2 separate regions of the Homo sapiens genome follow, and region 1 is linked to region 2. Evidence: read pairs that join two places in POLR2A ChIA-PET (ENCODE). Cell type or tissue: MCF 10A. All regions are shown on one strand. Each heading gives the region's core, and the rest is flanking DNA. Links, peaks and the distances in the headings are about the cores only.

What was found. ChIA-PET counts read pairs that join two places held together with the same protein. Peaks named below come from ENCODE experiments on the same cell type or tissue, not always from the same donor. Only the 100,000 strongest peaks of a DNase experiment are listed, where the experiment ranks them.
Region 1: POLR2A ChIA-PET joins it to region 2 with 5 read pairs; 3 of 35 experiments call an interaction of 5 or more read pairs at or near these places.

What each region holds. Positions count from the first base shown.
Region 1 is chr9:108,836,741-108,839,661 of GRCh38, reverse strand. No RefSeq gene overlaps it. Among named protein-coding and RNA genes, the nearest start is that of ACTL7B, 18 kb to the left of the region's middle. In MCF 10A, for the core only: no CTCF peak of the experiment used is centred there; DNase peaks (open chromatin) are centred at 1,451, 1,921 and 2,721.
Region 2 is chr9:108,987,444-108,990,364 of GRCh38, reverse strand. All of the region lies in intron 4 of CTNNAL1 (catenin alpha like 1), which reads left to right. All of the region lies in intron 1 of LOC105376216 (a long non-coding RNA gene), which reads right to left. Among named protein-coding and RNA genes, the nearest start is that of CTNNAL1, 25 kb to the left of the region's middle. In MCF 10A, for the core only: no CTCF peak of the experiment used is centred there; no DNase peak of the experiment used is centred there.

The sequences.
Region 1 (2,921 bases), core at 229-2,728, 150 kb after region 2:
CCTTTGCTATTGTGACTAGTGCTGCAATGAACATTCACGTGCATGTATCTTTATGGTAGAATGATTTATATTTCTCTAGGTGTATACCCAGTAATGGGATTGTTAGGCCAAATGGTAGTTCTGCTTTTAGCTCTTTGAGGAATTGCCATACTACTTTTCACAATGGTTGAACTAATTTATACTCCCATTAACAGTGTATAAGTGTTCTCTTTTCTTACAACCTCACCAGCATCTGTATTTTTTGACTTTTTAGTAATAGTTGTTTTCACTGGTGTGAGATGGAATCTCATTATGGTTTTGATTTTCATATCCCTAATGATCAGTTGTACACAGTTTTCATTTCTGTCAGTGCCTGATGTCTACTTCAGTCTCTCCATAAACTTGGATTGTGGGAACCATTTGTCAACGCTGTGTTAAAATCCCTTAGACACCTGCTGAGCCTGGCCCAAAGTACTAGCCCAGGATCCTGGTCCCCAGGAAGTACAAAGGGAGAGTCACTTGGGAGTCCTTGGATTTTCCACATTTGGTAATGGACACAGGAGAAACAGTGAGGAGAGAAGGGAAAAACTGTCTATTCCGTATAGTTACTGCTGTACTGTTCTGAAAAGAGATAAGAAGAGGCCATGGACATGAACGTTTTTTAATCACAACATGTCTGACACCAAATGTGTGGGATTTCCCTTAATTTTTCACACCAACTAATTTAACAACTCTTTAGACGTCAACTGGGTGTCCTGCAATTCAATTCAATCCAAACATTAAGTACTTAGAGTTGGCACAGACCCCACAGGTGAAGGGCTCAGTCCTATAAAACTGTCACCCATGCTGGGCGAGGCGTCAGAGCCCCGGCATTGAGAAGTGGTGGACTTGTGGGTTGGTAAGAAGAATTACTGACAATAGTATAGGTTTGAAAAGTAAAGTCTGTTAGAAAAAACTCCGCAGAAGACTGCAATGGAGGCCAGTCATGGTGGCTCACACCTGTAATCCCAGCACTTTGGGAGGCCAGGGTGGGTGGATCACATGAGGTCAGGAGTTTGAGACCAGTCTGGCCAGTGTGGCGAAACCCCGACTCTATTAAAAATATAAAAATTAGCTGGGTGTGGTGGTGGGCGCCTGTAATTCTCAGCAACTTGGGAGGCTGAGGCACGAGAATTGCTTGAACCCAGGAGGCAGAGGTTGCAGTGAGCTGAGATCGTGCCACTGCACTCTAGCCTAGGCCACAGAGCAAGACTCCATCTCAAAAATAAATAATAATAAAATTCATAAAAAGATGAGTGCAACTTGGTGCCTCAGTGAGAGGACTGAGCGTGCCACAGTGGATTTTTTCCTTAGGAGCATTTATGGACCTTAAAGTGGGAGCTTAAGGATAATTTGGACCATGTTAGCCACATAGGTCATGATAAATGCTTACATATGTAGACATTTTTGTGCCCTGATGTCAGCAAGGGTTGCACAATGAGTTTCGGCATAGCATTCCGGAGATGTATAGGAATTCTAGTTACTTATAAATTTTGGCGGGGAAAGACCTGGTACCAGTGCCTGCTTTAGATAATAGGGAAGTCTAATTACTTCTCATTTCCCCAGATACGGAGTTTTGCCTCTGGATGGCCTGCCTGATAGTCACCAGGTGGTCTTCGTTTCCTTCTAAATTCCTCAGTTGAGGAGTTTTTGTCTCTGGGGCCTCTTCAGTGGTCACCAGGTGATTGCGCTCTCCTCACCCAACTTCAGAGGGTAGTTACAGGTCCCAGGTTTCCACCTGCACTTCTGACCAACCGCTTATAAATTGGGGGTTCCTGTGACCCCTTCTTCAGGTTTGATAATTTGCTATAATGACTCATAAAATCAGGAAGGTGCTTTACTATTACTGGCTTATTATACAGGATATGACTCAAGAACAGCCAAATGGGAGAGAGGTAGAACACAGGGCGAGGTATAGGGAAGGGGTGTGGAGCTTCTGTGCCCTATTGGAGTGTACCACCCTTCCAGCGCCTCTGTGTGGTCACCACCTCCAGCTCTCCAAACCCCATCACTTCAGGGTTTTTATGGATGCCTTGTCACTTAAGCATGATTGATTAAATCAATGGTTGTTGGTGATTAGCTCAATCTCTAGCTCCTTTCCTCTCCCTCGAGGTCTGAGGGTAGAGAGGGAGGCTGGAATTTCCAAACCTCCGATCATCCTTGGTCTTTCTGGCAACCAGCCCCCATCCTGAAGCTACCTAGGGGACCCCACCAGCAGTCTTTCATTAGCATACAAAAGAAACTCTCATCACCCCAAAGATTCTAAGGGTTTAGGAGCTGTACACCAGGAGCCAGGGACAAAGGCCAGAGGTTTATTTATTTTTTATTATATCACAGTGGACAAGCAGAAATTGGAACATGATAAGAGTTTCAGAAATAATCTGTAGAAGCGCAAAGATTAGTAATAAACCCAATTTAGTCAACATTTTTTAATTGAGAAAACAGAAGCCCATGGTTGGGAAGTGGCTTGACCAAGGACACATAGCTGACAAATGGAGGAGCTGAGACCACTGTAACATTTTCCAATTTCTGGTCTTGCACTCTGTCCACATTATTGAAGCCTCTAGTTCAGCTACGTGCAACTCAGCACATCCAAAGCCTTTGCACTGCGTGCTCTTTAATCCTTTAAGAATCTCTTAAAGAGGAACAGACTTGTCTGCGGGTACCAGTGACCTGGCATGAGCTTTCCTTTTGCAGGAACAGTGTTATGCTCTCTACAAAGAGCAGGTGTGAGTCACCTCCAGTCACAGCCAAGCCAGCATCTCTTACAATATTGTGGAAAAAGGCTCCACGTATCAAAACTGTCTTTTTAGAAAACAGCCAGATTTGTGCTCTGAGAAGAGCTCTGGCCCTGGTCCGAGCTCCCAGGGATCCCTCTTTGGGCCCCAGCTTTTCCTTTCTTT
Region 2 (2,921 bases), core at 161-2,660:
TAGTATCTTGTTAGATATTTGTTATTCTTACCGTATTAGATTAATAGTAATAACCCAAGCCATTATTTATTTGCACTGCCTATGTGTTAGGTACTTAATATACATGATCTCATTTAATTTTCAAAACATCCCTATGAGGTAGGTATTGTTAACTACTGTTTTACATATAGGGAAACTGAACCTGAGACAAGGATAAACTTTCCCAAGGTCACTGTGCTAGCAGATCGAACTCAGTTATATCTGATTCTAAAGTCTGTAGTTCTCAAACTACAACATGATATTTGTTTTTTATTTTATTTTATTTTATTTTTTCTGAGATGGAGTCTCTCTCTGTCACCCAGGCTGGAGTGCAGTGTCGTGATCACGGCTCACTGCAACCTCCACCTCCTGGGTTCAAGTGATTCTCATGCCTCAGCCTCCCGAGTAGCTGGGACTACAGGCATGCACCACCACGCCCAGCTAACTTTTTGTATTTTTAGTAGAGACAGGGTTTCACCATGTTGGCCAGGCTGGTCTCGAACTCCTAATCTCAGGTGATCCGCCCGCCTCAGCCTCCCAAAGTGCTGGGATTACAGGCGTGAATCACCGTGCCCAGCCAATATTAGTTCCTTATGGGTCTGTTCCCCAATTCAGACAGTAAGCTCCTCAGTTTTGGGAGATGGAAGATCATATTATGTCTAGGATTGACTTTTCCTTGTTGGGGTATTTGTGTAGGAGTCTGTCTTGTTGGCAGGTTAAATATATATAATAATTGACCATTTCTTGGGATGGTTCTGGGTGTAGTCCCATAGGCTAGTCTCTCAGTTTTTGATATGAACTTTCCCAATTGCAGCTGGAGTTGAAAAATGGGTATTGGTCTGGCAAGTGGCAGGCTAAATAATGGCATTGGTTTGTAATACCAATGGTGTTTCTATAGGCAGGTACTTTATTGTTTCATTTTCTGTCTGCCATTATTGTTCTTTATAAAACAAATTTTCTTTCTTTTCCTTCTCTTTCTCTTAATCTTCCTTCTTCTCCTCATTCTCCCCAATGATAATTATTAGCCTGAGTATTTTTATAATAATAGTAGCTTATAATCTAGCATTTTCTTGATCACTTGAGCAAGCGTGGCATGAGTCATAGGTTCTAAAGCTACCATCCTTCAGTTACACTTCCTACAGGATCCTCTTCAGCTTCTGGACATAACTGAAAAACTTTCACCATCATTTTGATTTGTAGTTAGAAATTTGGCATGGAGAACATTTTATTTTTCTCAATTCTTGTAATATTGTGATCCAACATTTAAAAACTTCTGGCTGAAGTGGTATCTATTTTTAGCAATTTAGCTCATTAAATGTGGGACCCCTGAAACTTACTGGCAGCCTTTTTATCATCTGTGTTTGATAAGTGCTACTCCTGGGTCACTTTTTTGGAATATGCATCCAGGGTTCAAATGCTTTCTCCTTTAGAATAGTCAAAATATCCTGCAAAGAGCTATAGGTCAGGTGCATTCTCAGTTTTCTCAGCAAATATTCATCAGCTGCTTACTGTTAACCAAATACTACACTAGGTGTTGAGGATTCAACAGTAAATAAAAGTGACAAAAACCTCTGCACTCATGGAGCTTATGTTTTAGTAGGGGTGGGAGGAGATAGACAATAAAACAGAAACATGCATGGTGTGTTCAAAGAACACGAAGGCCAATGGATGGATCAAAGTGAGCAAACGGGAAGGGTAATAAGATGAAATCAGAGAGGTAGTGGGCAGGCCAAACTGTGTAAGGACTTTGGCTTTAAGTAAAATGGGGAGCCATTGGAGGTTTTGAGTAGGAGAATGACGTTTTCTGACTTACATTTTAACAGTATCACTCTAGCTGCCATGTTGAGAATAGTTTGCATGGAGACAAGGGCAGAGGCAGGGAGACCACTCAAGAGGCTATTACAGTAATCTATTGAGAGATGATGGTGACCTGGACCAAGGTGGTAGAAAGTGGCAGTGGTGAGGCTGGGCATGGTGGCTCATGCCTGTAATCCCAGCACTTTGGGAGGCTGAGGTGGGTGGATCACCTGAGGTCAGGAGTTTGAGACCAGCCTGGCCAACATGATGAAACCCCATCTCTTCTAAAAATACAGAAATTAGCTGAGTGTGGTGGCATGTGCCTGTAATCCCAGCTACTCAGGAGGCTGAGGCACAAGAATTACTTGAACCTGGGAAGCAGAGGCTGCAGTGAGCTGAGATCACGCCACTGCGCTCCAGCCTGGGCAAGGGAGGGAGACTGTCTCAAAAGGAAAAGAAAGTGGCAGTGGTGACTCCTATTCAACATAGTGTTGGAAGTTCTGGCCAGGGCAATTAGGCAGGAGAAGGAAATAAAGGGTGTTCAATTAGGAAAAGAGGAAGTCAAATTGTCCCTGTTTGCAGATGACATGATTGTATATCTAGAAAACCCCACTGTCTCAGCCCAAAATCTCCTTAAGCTGATAAGCAACTTCAGCAAAGCCTCAGGATACAAAATCAATGTGCAAAAATCACAAGCATTCTTATACACCAATAACAGACAAACAGAGAGCCAAATCATGAGTGAACTCCCATTCACAATTGCTTCAAAGAGAATAAAATACTTAGGAATCCAACTACAAGGGACGTGAAGGACCTCTTCAAGGAGAACTACAAACCACTGCTCAATGAAATAAAAGAGGATACAAACAAATGGAAGAACATTCCATGCTCATGGGTAGGAAGAATCAATATCTTGAAAATGGCCATACTGCCCAAGGTAATTTATAGATTCAATGCCATCCCCATCAAGCTACCAATGACTTTCTTCACAGAATTGGAAAAAACTACTTTAAAGTTCATATGGAACCAAAAAAGAGCCCGCATTGCCAAGTCAATCCTAAGCCAAAAGAACAAAGCTGGAGGCATCACAATACCTGACTTCAAAC